Regions from separate parts of the Homo sapiens genome. Here region 1 is linked to region 2. The links are chromatin loops, found by intact Hi-C in ENCODE. Cell type or tissue: heart right ventricle. All regions are shown on one strand. Links, peaks and the distances in the headings refer to the core of each region. The heading gives the core; the rest is flanking DNA.

What was found. A loop is a pair of places that touch in the nucleus more often than their neighbours do. Peaks named below come from ENCODE experiments on the same cell type or tissue, not always from the same donor. Only the 100,000 strongest peaks of a DNase experiment are listed, where the experiment ranks them.
Region 1: it touches region 2 in a loop (10-fold over the local background); 2 of 110 quality-filtered maps call a loop at or near these places.

Annotation. Positions count from the first base shown.
Region 1 is chr2:30,608,065-30,616,864 of GRCh38, reverse strand. The region is part of intron 5 of LCLAT1 (lysocardiolipin acyltransferase 1); the gene reads right to left. Among named protein-coding and RNA genes, the nearest start is that of LCLAT1, 170 kb to the right of the region's middle. RefSeq lists an enhancer at 2,915-3,912. In heart right ventricle, for the core only: no CTCF peak of the experiment used is centred there; no DNase peak of the experiment used is centred there; H3K27ac peaks cover 1,363 bases.
Region 2 is chr2:30,516,406-30,525,205 of GRCh38, reverse strand. All of the region lies in intron 1 of LCLAT1 (lysocardiolipin acyltransferase 1), which reads right to left. Among named protein-coding and RNA genes, the nearest start is that of LCLAT1, 74 kb to the right of the region's middle. RefSeq lists an enhancer at 8,309-8,800. In heart right ventricle, for the core only: no CTCF peak of the experiment used is centred there; no DNase peak of the experiment used is centred there; H3K27ac peaks cover 887 bases.

The DNA of each region.
Region 1 (8,800 bases), core at 251-8,250, 92 kb before region 2:
ATGTATGATTTCAATTTTTTTTTTTTGGTATTAGCATTTTATTTGAAACAGGATCTTTTCCTATTCATTCAAATAAGCATTAACATATCCGACAAGCTTTTCATTGTTATTTTGCATCCTTTTTCCTTTCCTGGTTAATGCAAGATATAATTCCCTAATTAAGGGATCACTTTAAGTGCAAGCTGACATTTAAAAATTTCTAGGACGTTAATTTCCTTCAGGGTCACAAATAATAACTACCATGTTTTCTTGCTACTATCTAGAAAGGAAAAAGGTTACATCAACATATTTCTGAAGCAGTTACAAATAGTTCAATTAGAATTCACAGAGAAAACAATAAAAATATTAGAAGAAAAGTGACAATGTGTCTTGCAATCAATATTTTAGAAGCATATAGCTCTAATTTATTAGATTACTACAGTAGTAGCAGGGCTTAGGTGTATCAAACAAAACAAACACATACACACACTCTTGCACCCTTCAATTCCTCCTGTAAAACTCAGAGCAAATATTACAATGACAGTATGGCATCTAATCTGTTTGATTCAGATTTGAAGGATGTATTTTTGCTTTTAATCAATACTATGATTCAGAAACTCAACACATTTGGAAACTGGTTTAAACATCCATTTCAACTTTCTCCTGCTAAGTACTCCCTCCACCAGCAACCAAAATACAACAACAAAAAAACCGTTCACTTACCATTGCAATTCAACAGCAACATTCCCTATCAGCTGTGCACATGGTGTGACAGCTTGTGTCAAAATCACCTTTGAGTAGCTTCTAATTACACATGCACAGTTCTTATAGATGAAACTGGCCTGGGTAAACTGTGAAGACTAACTCAGTGGAGACCACAACTCTCCCTCTGTCTAGTGCCCTCTACCCATTTCCAAGGTAGGGAAGGGTCTCATTTCAATCCCTTACACAAGCTGATCAATTCACTGATTATACTCCAATGTGAATAGATGTCATAAGTCTTGATCATTCAATCAGTCTGAAGACGTAACCGGCAAGTAATCTGATTTAGTACTCTTGATGTGTTTTTTGCAGTATATAATGTACCTTTCCCAGATAAATTCCTTACCACAGACTCAAAGTGCATAAGCCAAACTAGATTTGAATGCCCAGTTCCTAAGGCTTTATTTCCTTTCACTTTACACATTTACATAAGTCTTATGGAGAAAGACTTTTTGATATGTGGTGTCTCTTTTCTCCCAGAAACTTATTTGAGCCTATTAGGCACAAGTTTTGGTGGAAGTATTTAAGTTTTTCGGCAGGGAATGAAGGCTAGTGGGAGTCCTTGGTAAATTCCTGATCACTGGCCAAAAGCAGCTCCTTAGTACTGCTCAACATACATATTTCCTTAGTCCATTCTGTGTCCCAGTTGCTTGGATTTGAGGACTTCATGACTTTGCTTTTCTCAAAAACTTCCAATAACTTCCTCACTATCCTTCATTCTCATCCTATTTCACTGAGAAAATCAATCAAAAGAAATTTGCACAACTCGTACCACCCTATATACTCTCCTACTACTGTGTGAGTTCATACACTTTGCCTTCTTTTTTTCATAAGGAGGATCTGTCCACGCATGTATTTAGGGCCAATCCCTCCACCTATGTCTTCTATCTCACCTGCTCTTGCCTACTCAGGAACAGAGCCCCAGCAATTCCCCTTTAATCAGTCATTCTATCTTGACCATCAACATATTATAACTTCTCCCATCATTCCCTCTTGGCTCACCTCTCCTTCTAGTGACCACTCATCTCTGTGTTCACTTACACAGCTAAACTTCCTGAGCTGTCTATACTCACTGTCTTCAATCCTCTTTCATTTCTCTCTCGAACCCATGCCAATGAAGCTTCTGCCCTCATCATTCCACCAGAACTGTCCTCGGTGACCTTTATGTACCAAATCCAATGCCTCCCTCCCTCTTGGCTTCCTGGTCACCTTACTCTCTTGGCTTTTCCCCAACTTCACAGGCCACTCTGAAGTCTTCTTTGTGGATGGCCTGGTTCTCCGATCCCTAATATTGTACTGCCTACTATTAACTAGGCTGGGATCTTACTCTTCTCCATCCACACTCATTCCTTAGGTGATCTCTTTCAGTCTTGCAGCTTTAAATATCATATGTGGTCATGCCTACCAAATGTGTATCTCCTGCCTCTCTCCTTTCTAGACTCACATATTTACTAATTTCATAACTCCCTATGGATATCTAATAAGTAGCTCAAACTTAACATGGCTTAAATGGAACTGCTTTTTGGCCTTTCCCCCAAAACCTGTACTTACCACAGTCTTTGTTGCAGTTAAAAGGCAAAACTGCCTTTCCTTCAGTTGAGGCCAAGAACCTTGCAGTCACACTAGTTCCCTCTCATTTTCTTATACTCCACACCCGACCCATCAAAAAATCCTATTGCTTCCATGTGGGGAAAAGCAAGAGAGATCAGATTGTTACTGTGTCTGTGTAGAAAGAAGTAGACATAGGAGACTCCATTTTGTTATGTACTAAGAAAAATTCTTCTGCCTTGAGATTCTGTTAATCTATAACCTTACCCCCAACCCCGTGCTCTCTGAAACGTGTGCTGTGTCAACTCAGAGTTAAATGGATTAAGGGCGGTGCAAGATGTGCTTTGTTAAACAGATGCTTGAAGGCAGCATGCTCCTTAAGAGTCATCACCACTCCCTAATCTCAAGTACCCAGGGACACAAAAACTGCGGAAGGCCGCAGGGACCTCTGCCTAGGAAAGCCAGGTATTGTCCAAGGTTTCTCCCCATGTGATAGTCTGAAATATGGCCTCGTGGGAAGGGAAAGACCTGACCGTCCCCCAGCCCGACACCCGTAAAGGGTCTGTGCTGAGGAGGATTAGTAAAAGAGGAAGGAATGCCTCTTGCAGTTGAGACAAGAGGAAGGCATCTGTCTCCTGCCCGTCCCTGGGCAATGGAATGTCTCGGTATAAAACCCGATTGTATGCTCCATCTACTGAGATAGGGAAAAACCGCCTTAGGGCTGGAGGTGGGACCTGTGGGCAGCAATACTGCTTTGTAAAGCATTGAGATGTTTATGTGTATGCATATCTAAAAGCACAGCACTTAATCCTTTACATTGTCTATGATGCAAAGACCTTTGTTCACATGTTTGTCTGCTGACCCTCTCCCCACAATTGTCTTGTGACCCTGACACATCCCCCTCTTCGAGAAACACCCACAGATGATGAATAAATACTAGGGGAACTCAGAGGCTGGCGGGATCCTCCATATGCTGAACGCTGGTTCCCCGGTTCCCCTTATTTCTTTCTCTATACTTTGTCTCTGTGTCTTTTTCTTTTCCAAATCTCTCGTCCCACCTTACGAGAAACACCCACAGGTGTGTAGGGGCAACCCACCCCTACACTTCCACCTTAAAATGTATCTAGAATCCAGCCATTTTTTGCAACCTCACTAATTTTACCTCACTCTCCACTTCTCTTTCCTGCATTATTACAAATAACTTTCTAATTGGTTTCTCTGTTTGCCCACCTGCCCGACCTACAGATTTTTCTTAACATTACAGCCAGAGTAATCCTTTAATAATGTCAGTCACAATCTTATAACCCCTCCCCCTTCACCCCTTCTCCCCAGTGGCTGCCCATCTCAGAGAGAACACCAAACTCCCATGGTGGCCTATCTGGCAAACATTTACCTTTCTGCCCTCATTCTCTGCTACTGCTCATGTGACTTGATCTGGTCTAGCCACACTGCATCTCTTGTTCTTCTTTGAACACACTAGGCACATTCTCATCTCAGGCACGTTATTGTTCCTTCTACTAGGGATCCTCTTCCCCCAAATTCCTCTTTTCAGGGGAGCCCTGACTACCCTACTTCAGTCTTCCCTCTTCCTTGATTTATTTTCTCTGTAAGCCCCATCATCTGACATACTATAAATTTTACGTACTTATTGTCTAAATTTTTGTTTATTTTATTCATTGGTGTATTCCTGTGCTGCTTCAGTGAGCTCAGGAAATATATAAATTGAATAAGCAGAAAAGGGGAAACTGAGCTGAGCTTCTGTCTCTGGGGTACTTCTTGGCAGAGAGCCTAAGAATAGAGCCTTCCCTAACAGCCTGCAGTAGAAAGGTGCATTATGAGAGACTGTCGCTGGAAAGTAATTGTGATTAATGATCCCTCAGACCATAGCAGAGAAGGCAGACAGGAATTTGTGCTTCTGTTCTGGACATGAGACATTCTTTGCCAAGCCTTAGATACTCTGTAGTTCTGCTACTTGCAATCTGTGCAATCACTATATTATTGTTAAAGCACTGGGGTTCTTCATGAGTTGTCAGGCAAGCTGAGATAATAATGTTTCAGAGGATATACTGGGAAGTCAAGGTCACATGTATGTGGTGTTAACAGTAGGTCAACAGCACTAAATGACCAACATCTGAATAGGCACAGGGCGCCACAAGGACAGGAAGCTAGAGACCTCTTCAATGATGATAGGTGCCTTTTATAGGTTTAAGGAGCTTATGTTAGTTTGATATGCTCCTCTCTCCCTCTCCCTTCAAACCGTGATATAAATACTCTTTAGTTATGGCATATTTGACGATGTTAAACATACAGTGTTGTTTTTAAACTGAAATTCTTTCCTGACATTCTGGAATGCAATCCCCTGTGCTTGCTTCATTTTCTCTCTGATAACAACAGAAACTTCATTAAACATTCCCGAATATAGCCTCTTCATTAATTAAGGTATTACTGTAGAAGTACTTGTTTCCTAATCAACTCTCAAGACTGTGTCTTTAAATAGAACCACCAACCTCCTCACAGAAAGTCTTTTCCTCACAGAAAAGAAAGCTTCATTTTCTACTGTGCTATTTTTTTTCTTTCTATCCACAGGACACATGGGAGTCCCACCAGCTTGAAAAAAATTTCACAGAGCTGGCATTTCCATCAGTGCAGACACGGCTCTGAAAACAGTAATTGCTGCCTTATGGGCATGATACGCCCATTTCTACTCTGACCTCCTCCCAGGAGAAACTCTTCTGCAAATGACCACAGTACTTCACTTGAGTTCTGCGTCATCCTCCTCCTATTAGTTCAAGTGGTCTGCTAAGCGGTTCATGAACCACTTCCCTCAGCTGACCCAGATGAAGTAAGCTCTTCTTTGCTGCTATGCCCAGAGCCCAGACCAGTTAAGAATCTCAGCCTGACTTGGCCTGTTATCCCTCAGCTTCCAGTCCTGACTCCAAGGTACCTTCTTTCTGTAAGTCTTCAGCCTACTGACTCAGGGTCCTACCATACACACCACTGTCTTCTGAGAACAGCACACATGGGGCAGAGCAGAGTCAGGGGGAGAGAGAAAGAACAGTTAACAACTCTTAGAAACCTGAAAATAAAGAGGATACGGCTGGAAATGGGACCTCAGAAAGTTCCACATGCTAGAATGCCTTTCCTTTTGCTTTCATGGCACTCTCTTTCACCCTCAACTGAAAGTGTGAGTGTATACACACACACTCTCTGTTCTCTGGGATTTCCTAAAACTGGAGCTAAATTATAATTAGGACATTATATAGTTTATTTTCAAGAATTTTTGGTTGCAGCAAATTAGAATATATGCTTTGGTTTCATAGAATTAATTCATGTAGCTTTATCATGTTCACATAGAGCAATGCAAACTTTCTCATGCATATATAATGAAGCAGGAAAGACTATAAAAGGACCAAAAAGAAAAAAAATGGACAAAAAGGCCAGAAGAAAAATGCTAATGAGTCTGTTGACTACTGATAGGAAAAAAAAAAAAAAGCTAAAAGTAGAAGAGCAGTGGTGAAGCCAGAATTTAACAAATTAAGGGAGGAATATTGGGGGAAAGATGATCAAGGAAGAAGTGAAAAAAAAACAAAATTAAACTCAGTGTTTGGTATCTATTACATAGCCAGCATTAAAAAAACTGAAGAAAAGCACAAGGATGGTAACAGGTGAGGAAATAATAACAGTTAAGTCCAAGAAATTTTTTAAAAAGTTATATTCATGTCCGTGGAGACCCTTAATTCAGAATATATATCTATGATTTACTTGTTTTTAATAACACTGAACTTCTGGTAAAACAGAAAAGACATTAAATGTGTTGGACCAACCAGCTGGAATGAAAATTGATTCCCAAACCCAAGTAACACAAGAATGTACTAACTCTAAGCTCCAACATTATAATATAAAACAGAATCCATATTGTTTTTAATGACAGCCTGTTACAGCACTTGTGATACTCTTGAATTTAGCAGAGTGACATCAGACCTAGGCTTATATAACTATTCAAACAACAAGGTCTTAAATACCTGAGAGATCTGTTAATATAAAGATGATCTTAATATTCACAATCCTCTGGTGTTAAAAACAATTTCCACCAGACCTTGATACACAAGTGGATAAATCATGTTAAATTAAATCAGTCTGTACTTATGGAGCTATCTTAATCAGAAGGAGATTTAATGAAAAGCGTTAGCTTAGATGAATAATTATTATAGGCTAATATTTGTCCACAAAAAGAATTTGTTTCAGGATTAGACAGAGACCATGAGAAGCCAGAGGCATCAATTCAATAATGGAATGCCTAATTATAATGTATTGCTTTGCCCTGCATATAATTTATTTAGCACATTGCTTTTCACAGGGTTTATTAAGGAAACCTAAAAAAAAAAATGCAATTACTAAAGAAGGAACGAAAAAATTAGTAAACTAAAACCTTTTAAGAAATAGAGGAAGTAATATGTGACAAAGTCTAGTTATTAGAAAAATGCAGGGGGTATGGCTATGTTCAATTTGTACATGTAGAAACTGCATATTTGTCCTATATCCTTCAAAAATCGGTCATTGCCTTTATGTGCTTAAAATTATGTTAAGACATGCATTCATCACATCAAAAGTATCAATAAAGAGTTTAATAATTGCTCACTAAATCATGCTTATGATAATGATTTTAAGTCCTGTGCTAGCTACAGCTACCATGGGAGATTTAAAGACATGGAAGCAATCCTTGCCTTTTAGAAGTTTATAATCTAGTTGAAGTACAACATATAAATATGTGAAAAGTTAAGTAATAACACAGGAAACGAATACAAGTTAATAGAAAATTTTAAGAGAAGTGAGGTGAGTGTAGTAGAGAATGAACACTATGAGTTCAAAGGAGGACAGGATCACTGTGGGCTGAAATGCCTAAACAGTTATGCACACAAAAAGGCTATCCTGGTATAACACATGCATAAACTAGTTCCTTGAGATTTAGAAGAAACTGGGTCTTCACTATGGAAAATACATTCTAAAAGAATCAAGTGGTTGTGGAAAAACAAGTATCAGAATAGAGTTCAAAGCCATTCTCATGAATATATGGGGACTTAATATATGATAAAGGTAACATCACAAATCAATGGAGAATAACAGATTAAGTACACACTGTTGGAGAAAAATAAAACCAGATCCTCACACCAAACAACACATGTAAGGGACTCCAGATGGATAAAGCTGAAATGTAAAACATAATTATACAATTAACAAAAGAAAATGGAGACCAAGTAACAAGAAAGGTTTTTAAAAACCAGACTTCAAGAGCATAGGTCGTAAGATAAAAACTTCTTAATTTGATTACACCAGGAATTTCTGTTCAATGAATATGTAATAAAATAGAACATACCTGCAATGTCTAAAATTCAACAAGGGATTATATCTAGAACATAAGAACTAGTGCGAATTAACAAGTCACTATAGTAATCCCAATAGAAACACAGACAAGATATAAACAGGCAATGAATAGATGAGGAAACCCAGAAAATATCAGGCATGTGAAAATCCTTTGTAATCAGACAAAACCAAATTAAAATATACCTATTTGACTGGCAAAGAGTAGAAAGCTGGATAATACCAAGTGTTCACAGGAATGAGAGGAAACAGGCACCCTTGTGCATTGCCAGTGGGTGTTTAGAGGGGAGTATCTATTATGTAGTATAATTTGGGGCTGGTCAAATTAAGGTTACCAAACCCTATGACTCAGCAGTTCTACTCTTGGACATACAACTATGTGTCACTTGACGGGGATATGTTCTGAGAGATGTGTCTTTAGGCAATTTTTTTGTCATGGGAACATCATAGAGCATACTCACACAAACCTAGACAGTATATAGTCTATGACCCACCTAGGCTATATGGTATGGCCTGTTGCTCCTAGGCTACAAACCTGTACAGCATGTTACTGTACTGAATATTGTTGGCAATTGTAACATAATGCTAAGTATTTGTGTGTCTAAACATAGAAAAGGTATGGTAAAAATACAGTATAAAAGATAAAAAATAGTATACCTCTACAGGGCACTTACCATGAATGGAGTCTGCAGGACTGGAAGTTGCTCTGGGTGAGTCAGTGAGTGAGGGTGAGTGAATGTGAAGGCCTAGGACACCACTGTACACTACTGTAGACTTTAATAAACACTGTACACTTAGGCTACACTAAATTTATTAAAAAACTTTCATCAATAATAAATTAACCTTAGCTTACTGTAACTTTTTTACTCTAAACTTATAAATTTTTTTTTTTTTTTGAGATGGAGTCTCACTCTGTCACCCAGGCTGGAGTGCAAGCAACATCCGCCTCCCAGGTTCAAGCTATTCTCCTGCCTCAGCCTCCCAAGTAGATGGGAATAGAGGCACCTGCCACCACGCCCAGCTAATATTTGTATTTTTAGAAGAGACAAGGTTTCAACTTGTTGGCCAGGCTAGTCTTGAACTCCCGACCTCAGGTGATCCACCTGCCTCGGGTTCCCAAAGTGCTGGGATT
Region 2 (8,800 bases), core at 541-8,540:
GTGGGAGGCTGAGGTAGATGTTACAGTGAGCCAAGATCGCACCACTGCACTCCAGCTGGGACGACAGAATGAGACAGTTTCAAAAAAAAAGAAACTGATACTCTCAACAGAGCAAATATCTGACCTCCAAAAAGAGTTATCTAGTTTAAGAAGCCTTTTTTTTTTAACATAAAACCATATATTTTCTTTTCTAAGGTGTTATCTAACACAAACTCATAAAATATTCCAGAGTTTTTTCCTACCCAGAAGTAGAAGCAATTGACTAAAAACTACAGATGAGTTTCCTAAGTTGAGTACAACGGTCCCCACTTTGGATCCATTCCAAGACCCCCAGTAGATGCCTGAATCACAGATAGTACTAAACCCTACATATACATTACATACATACCATGATAAAGTTTAACTTACAAATTAGGCGTGGTGAGAGATTAATAACTATTATTAATAAAGTATTAAGTAAAATAAAGGTTCCTTGAACACAAGCACTGCTATACCTCGACAGTCAATCTGATCACCGAAACTGCTATTAAGGGACTAAGAGGCAGGTAGCATAGCATATATTGTATCAATGCACTGGACAAAGGGATAATTCACGTCCTGGATGCGACGAGAGAGGCATGGCATCAGATTTCATCCTGCTACTCAGAATGGCACACAAATTTAAAACCCATCAGTTGTTTATTTCTGGAATTTTCCATATAACATTCAAACCACAGTTGACTGTGGGTAACTCAAACCATGGAAAGCAAAACTGTGGTTAAGGAGGGGACTACTATACACCTAAAAACAATGACAAGTTAGCAGAGTACATTGAAATTTTTTAAAATCCAGAAATATTAATTCTTTATATTAGAATCTGAAAATAACATCTTGGGTACTTGGTCTTTAATTGACTCTTTATGAGTTGAAGGATTAAGTAGAACTTAGACTCTTCACTGGCTATTTCCAAAGGATTACTGTAGGGGGTCCTCATAGCCAGAACATCATACAGATGTTTTAAAATAAATGCTTGTTGGAAACACACAGTCTAAAATGAATAAACATTTGATTTTACAACCTAAACTATGTTAGAGAAAAACTGTGTTTTGCCTCAGAATAAAATTTTTAGAAACATTAAAACGATGAAAAAAAAACAGCCTTATAATCTATATAGCAAAAAGGTATCTGAGAGATCAAGACCTCTGAATATTTTAAAAGAATCACAACAGGAAACAGAATACATTTTCAAACGTCATGGTGCTTTTGAAAAATGTCAGACAGACAAACAACAAAACAGGTCAAATCCCTTAAAACACACAATCAAGACTGACTACTAAGTTTTTGTTTGTTTGTTTGTTTTGAGATTGCGTCTCACTCTGTCGCTAGGCTGAAGTACAGTGGTGCGATCTGGGCTCACTGCAAGCTCTGCCTCCCGGGTTCAAGCGATTCTCCTGCCTCAGCCTCCGGAGTAGCCAGGATTACAGACACGCGCCACCACACTCATCTGATTTTTGTATTTTTAGTAAAGACACGGTTTCACCATGTTGGCCAGGGTGGTCTGGTTCTCTTGACCTCATGATCTGCTCGCCTCAGCCTCCCAAAATGCTGGGATTACAGGCGTAAGCCACTGTGCCCAGCCGACTATTTTTAAATTTCTACTGATACTTGACAGTACGTGTACAAAATCCTTCAAAGTACAAACTGAATAAATATCAACTAAGAGCTGGCTTTTTGCTAAACTCTAGACCTAAACTTTAAAGAAGTGGGGTAACGGAGTAATAATGGTAGAGAAAAAGGCCACTGGAAAGCAGCATGCTGAACAATTCCCAGAGCTCACACATGGGGCCTAGAGTGGTCTGTGTTACCACCTATCCTCAACTTTGTTTTCTCTGAGGCTCAGGTCCTCCTCTTTGCGTTGATGACACTATAGCTAGCTTCTCCCCAGAAAAAAAAAAAAAACCTACGAACATCTTAATTTGGTATTGTTAATGCCTACTTCCTTTTATACACCCACCCCGCCCCCCAGTCCTGCAACGCTGCTGCTCTGTTTGAAACCCTGTAACTACCGTTTTCTATCTACTGTTTTTTTTTCTGCCAATTAGTGATTAGCTAGCTCTGTTTAACACTCACCCCTCAACTCCCTGCAGAGCTACACTTCACGTTGTATCCATATATAATGCTTCCCTTATCAAGGCTCTGGCATGCTTCTTCCTCACCAATTTCTGATTTGATGTGATTAACAGAAAAAAAATAAATTAGCTATCATATAATAAAATATTTTCATTATGCAGTGATGAAGCTGAGGCTCAGGAGAGTTAAGAAGACTTTCCTAAATCCACACAACAAATTAGTAGCATCAAATCTTTTCTGCTTACTGCTTCTTCTGCTATATCATGCTCTCTTTCTCCTGCGAAGGGGCCAGAAATTAGCCCTGAAATATGTCTCTAAACTCAGACTTAAGCAGGTAGAAAGGTGTGTGTCACATGAATATACTGGGATTACTCAGACCAAATCTAATCTAAAATTACTTCTATCCTACTTCTATTCCTTCCCTTTCAATCATTTGTTGATTTTCAATGATTCAATAAACATACAAAGATATCCCAATTACCGTGTGCCAGGCACTATGTTAGTCATCTGGGGATTACAACAGTGAATATGACAGAAATTGCAAAGCTCTCACAAATCTGATGGTCTCTCCATCTCTTCCTTATGAGCTCCTATGTGACTCTGCATTTAATCCAGCCCTATTCTTTATCTTCTTCCAAGTCTCAAGAGTTTGATGGACAAACTTGGTTCCAAATTATGCTAGCTATACACTTATTTGGAATAGCTAAAAAAAAAAATTTTAAAACAATAAAACCACTGACAATACCAGGAGCTGACAAGGATATGCAGCAACCAGAACTTGCAAACATTGCTGGTGGGAATGCAAAATGGGATGGCCACTTTGGAAAAGTTTGGTAGTTTCTTAAAATCCTAAATATACACTTACAATAAAACCCAGAAATTCTACTGAATATCCAAGACAAATGAAAATGTATATTCACACAAAAACCTATACGTAATTATTCACAGCAGCATTATTCATAATTACCAAAAACTGGAAACCAGCCAAATGTCAGTCAGGGAGAATGGATAAACAAAACCGTAGTACATCCACACAATGGCATACTACTCAGAATAACGACAAACTACTGATCCATGCAACATGTTGAGTTAATCTCAAATGTATTATGCTGAATGAAAGAGGCCAGACTCAAAAGATATGATTTTAAAATCTTTTACTGGATTATTTCATTTATATGACATTCCAGACAAGGCAAACCCAAAGGATAAGGAAACAGATCAGCGGTTGGCAAAGATTACAAGTAGGGAGATGGTTTGACTACAAAGAAACAACACAATATAAGTTTAGGGGGTTGGTCCAGCGGTGGCTCATGCCTGTAATCCCAGCATTTTGGGAGGCCAAGGGGAGCAGATCACGAGGTCAGGAGATCGAGACCATCCTGGCCAACATGAGGAAACCCCATCTCTACTAAAAATACAAAAATTAGCTGGGCATGGTGGCGCGTGCCTGTAATCCCAGTTACTAGGGAGGGTGAGGTAGAAGAATCGCTTGAACCTGGAGTCAGAGGTTGCAGTGAGCCAAGATGGTGCCACTGCACTCCAGCCTGGTGACAGAGTGAGACTCCCTCTCAAAAAAAAAAAAAAAAAAAAAAAAAAAAAAAAAAGAAGAAGTAGTTTAGGGGGTTGAGGAAACTGTTCTATTTCCTAGTTAGGTCACATTACAGCAAAGCTGTCCTGATCCAGACCCCAAAAGAGAGTTCTTGGATCTCGCCCAAGAAAGAATTCAGGGTGAGTCCACGGTGCAACCTGAAACCAAGTTTATTAAGAAAGTAAAGGAATAAAAGAATGGCTACTCCACAGACAGAGCAGCCCTGAGGGCTGCTGGTTGCCCATTTTTATGGTTATTTCTTGATGATATGCTAAACAAGGGATGGATTATTCATGCATTCCCTTTTTAGACCTTATAGGGTAACTTCTTGACATTGCCCTGGCATTTGTAAACTGTCATGGTGCTGGTGGAAGTGTAGCAGTGAGGACCACCAAAGGTCACTCTTGTCGCCATCTTGGTTTTGGTGGGTTTTGGCCAGCTCCTTAACTGCAACCTGTTTTATCAGCAAGGTCTTTATGACCCGAATTTTGTGGTGACCTCCTATCTCATCCTGTGACTCAGAATGCCTTAACTGTCTGAAAATGTAGCCCAGTAGGTTTCAGCCTCATTTTACCCAGCTCCTATTTAAGATGGATTTGTTCCAGTTCACACATCTCTGACAGTCACAAGACTATACACATTTGTGAAAATCCATAGAAAGTATATTTTTTAAAAAAGTGAACTTTACTGTTTGTAGATTTTTAAATAAATTTTTAAAAAATTATGCTATGTATATAAAAATCTGACAATATTTACTATTCTCTTATAATACGGGGAATTCTAATTTTCTGGATTATTTCAACTATAGTAACACCTAAAATGTATATAGCTTTTAAAATATTTCAGGCACTGTTTCATATATTTTACATGCCGACCTGTTCACCAGTCACAGCAATCTCATAATGTAGGTATTTTCATTACCTTAATTTTACATATAACGATACTGAGGCAGCAAGGGGTTAAGGAACTTACTTAAGGCTACACAGCTAGTAAATAACAAAACTGGAACTTTAAGCCAGGTAACTTGGTGTCAGAGTCCACACTCAGTCTGAAATGTTACACTACGCTTCCTTTTCAAGCCATGTATTACATCTGTAGTTAAATATACACCTATTTTTAAATAGCCTATAAAATAAAGATGTTACAATTATAAACTAAATTTTTAATACCTCATACAAAACTTATTCTGAATTTTAGAATTTATACAAACTTAGTGAGATAGCCTTATGTCTTTCTTATCTTACTGTTACTGGCAGGTGTTTGTTCTTAGAACTCCCAAGATGGTGGTGGGCCGCTCCCAAGATGGCAGCAAGCCTTTTGCTCTCTGACCTGGGGGGTTCTTGGCCTCACGGATTCCAAGGAATGGAACCTTGGGCCATGCGGTGAGTGTTACAACTCCATTAGAAGCTGTGGGTCCCGGAAGAGAACTGTGGAACCCAGAGACAAGTGTTCAGCTCGAGTAGGACAAACCCGCGCACTTAGCCGCACAGAAACAATGGCGAGCCTCTACCTGATCGGGAGCGGCAATGGGCACCTCCCCGGATCAGAAGCGCAGCGGACACGGTGCCAGATCCAGAGGGGTGAAAGTCAATGGCCAGTCTGAGAAGGTGGCATTCAGCAGTGGTGGATGGTGAGCAAAAGCTCAGCTCGAACAGTAACAAACGTGGACCAGAAGAGTGTGTGGTTCCAAGATTTAACAGAGTGAAACCAAAGCTCCCATACAACGGGAGGGGACCCAAAGGTGCTTGCCACTGCTGGTTCGAATGCCTGGGTTTATATCCTGATCACTGTCCCTCCCCGGGTGCTCTCAGGTGATAGATGATTGACTATTTCTTTACCTCCTGCTTTTAGCCTAATGGGCATTTTAGTGAGCTCTCTTTACTACCTGACTGGTCAGGTGTGAGCTGAGTTACAAGCCCCATGTTTAAAGGTGGGTGAGGTCACCTTCCCCAGCTAGGCTTAGGAATTCTTAGTCGGCCTAGGAAATCCAGCTAGTCCTGTCTCTCAGTCCCCCCTCTCAACAGGAAAACCCAAGTGCTGTTGGGGAGGTTGGCTGACGACCACTCTAACTGCTTCCTGCTGAACTGGGGCATAGTAGGGGTTGTGCAGTTGAGATTTCCTCGGTAGGGGAGCCTTTGATGTCATCAACATCAGAGCATGGGCTAGCAGGCCGGTCCAGGGGTCCACGGTAGATCTTAGTCATGGACTGCATCTGGGGCTCCATTTAAAGAACGATTTGTAGTTTTACAGCATCAATTCTGGAAGAGACAAACTTAACAAGGAGGTTAAAGATACAGGGATTGAAATGTATGGCCTGAAGTGCAGGGTGAGGCACATCCAACAGTTAGTAGGGTTTTGGGATGAGCATAAGCCAGTATAAGCTGGATGTGTTCCTCAGTGAGGGCCCAGGTGCCTTTGGATAATTTTAGCCCTAAGTATTTAACCTGCTGTGAGTAGAGGTAAGCCTTTGGTTTGGAAACCTTGTAGCCACAGGTGGCGAGGAACTTTAAGAGTGTTTGGGTGGCTTAATGGCACAAGGTTTCTGAACAGGTGGCTAAAACTAAATCATCCACATACCAAAGGACAAGAGTGTCCAAGTATGAGAACTGACTCAAGTCTTGGGCTAATGCCTGGCCAAATAGATGGGGGCTAGCCCTGAACCCTTGGGGTAAAACAGTCCAGGTGAGTTGAGATGTTGGTTCGAAGGATCATCAAAGGCAAACAAGAATTGAGAGTCAGGATGTACAGGGATACAGAAAAAGGCATCCTTAAGGTCCAGGACTGTAAACCATTCTGCTTCCTCTGGTATTTGGGAAAGTAGAGTATAAGGGTTAGGTACAGCTGGGTATAGAGGGACAACGGCCTCATTGATAATCCTGAGATCTTGCACTAACCTCCACTGTCCGTTGGGCTTCTGCACTCCTAAAATTGGAGTACTGCAGGGGCTATTGCATGGCCTTGGGCTTTTAGGTCCTTTGCTATTACTAAGACTTTGTTTAGTCTAAATTAACTTAGAATTGGTATAGATGGTTCCTTCCTGGTTCTGTAAGTACTTTAAGGCTTGGCTGAGTGCAAACAGCTCGCACGTTTGAGCAGACCAATTATTAGACAATTTTTCTAACTCTGCTTCTACAAGAGTTTTCCTATCAATTACTGAATACCCATTGTGTTTTTTTCCCTCAATCACCCGGGAGGAACTATTTATTGTCCTGTCCTCAAGGAAGTTCCTCCTAGGTCTGGTTAGAACTTTGTATAGTAATAAGATTTAAATCCCGTTAGGAAATCTGCTGGGTTAAGGGAATTTTCAGTGGTTAATGTTAAATCATCTTTTTCTAAAGAACAGCCCGATACTTTAAGATTTTTGAGTCAGTAAGCTACCTTTTTGCCTTTTTTACTTAGGGTATTTCTGAACTGGTGAGGTATGCTCATAATGAGGTTTCCTCTAAAGTTATTCTTCTACTTTCTTCTGCTAGCAAAGCAGTTGCTGCTACAGATTGAATGCATTTGAGCCATCTGTGGGTTATTGGGTTAAGGATTTTTGATAGGAAGGCTACGGGTTGTCAGTGGCCTCAGCGCTTTTGGCTACACCCTTGTTTACACTGATAACAAGGTGGTATTGGAGTGTTACAGGGTCACGGAGAGGATCTTCAATTATCAATTATAGGTTTTAAATTTACCCTGGCTTTTAAAGGAATAGGGTACACTTTTTTCTTTACTACTTCTCTTTCTTTCTCTCTCTGACTTTCTGTCTCTCTCTGACTCCCTTTGTTTCTCTACCTCTTTCTCTCTTTTTCCCCTCTCTTTCTCCCTTCCCTTTGGTAGATGGATTTTGGGAACACAGCAGAAGGACATTTGCTCGTTGCCCCCATTTGCCACTATAGGAATATGCTCCTCCCTTTAATTTATTCAATTTGCTTTCATCCTGATCTATTATGTTGTTGTAGACCCAGTTCCAGTTGTTAAAGTACTGGGTTACCAGTTCTAAGGCCCTGGCCAAGGAGCTGAGGCTTGGAGATTGCATTGCAGGTGGGGGTAAGCTGGGTAGAAATTGGGGGAGGAGAGCATCTTACACAATGGGAGAGCAATCCTCCTAGCCATTTACAAATTTGGGGCCCTGGCAAGGGTGGTGAGGAACGGGTCCCACCTAACTACCCACGTCGAGGGCTGTATACCTAAATTGGGAGAGACACCAGGGGCAAGACTCCCTGGGTTCATAGCCTAGGTGCCTAAGGATGCAGTGTAGAGCTTCTCTAGATCCCTTTGGAGATACAACTTGCTCTAATACCTGGGAGAGGGAGTGAAAGTCTGAAGCATTAGTACCTAGGAGGCAGGGACTGGAGGAAGTAGATTCAGAGGTAAGGAGAATTTTGGGGCTACACTTTCAAGAAAGTGGTGGTTGGGACCCAGGAGGTATGGGTCAAAAGGAGAGGTAGGGGTGCCTGCATGGGCGACTGTGGAGTAGAGACTTCTGGCTGCACCATGATCTCGACTGGCCAATGCCGGGAATTCAGGATGACAGTTTTCTGCTTCTAGTCGGCCCTCAGCTTCCCCAGGAAAATTGTAAAAGCGGAAGCTGGTTCCAGGCAGACCAATGCTCCCAACTCAGATGGGGGCTGTTCGCCTTTTCCCAGAAAGCCTCACACCTGAGTCTTAAGTCCAGCAGCCATGCTAATCATTTTTAAATGGTCAACAGCTGCCCAGTATTTTCCTCTGATTCTAAGGAAGGATAGGACAGAATAGCAAGTCAAAGTGGTCCAGTATTACTCAGGGCTTTGGAGAATCCCTGTACAGGCCACCAGATGTTACTGGTGGGTCTTTGTTCTTAGAGCTCTCAAGATGATGGCAGGCTGCTCCCAAGATAGCAGCAAGCCTTTTGCTCTCTGACCTGGGGTTCTTGGCCTCAAGGATTCCAAGGAATGGAACCTTGGGCCACGAGGGGAGTGTTATAGCTCTGTTAGAAGCCGTGGGTCACAGAACAGAACCGTGGAACCCAGCGACTAGTGTTCAGCTCTACTAGGATGAATGCATGCACTTAGCCGCGCAGAAACAATGGCAAGCCTCTAGCCTGATCAGGAGCGGCAATGGGCGCCTTGCTGCATCAGA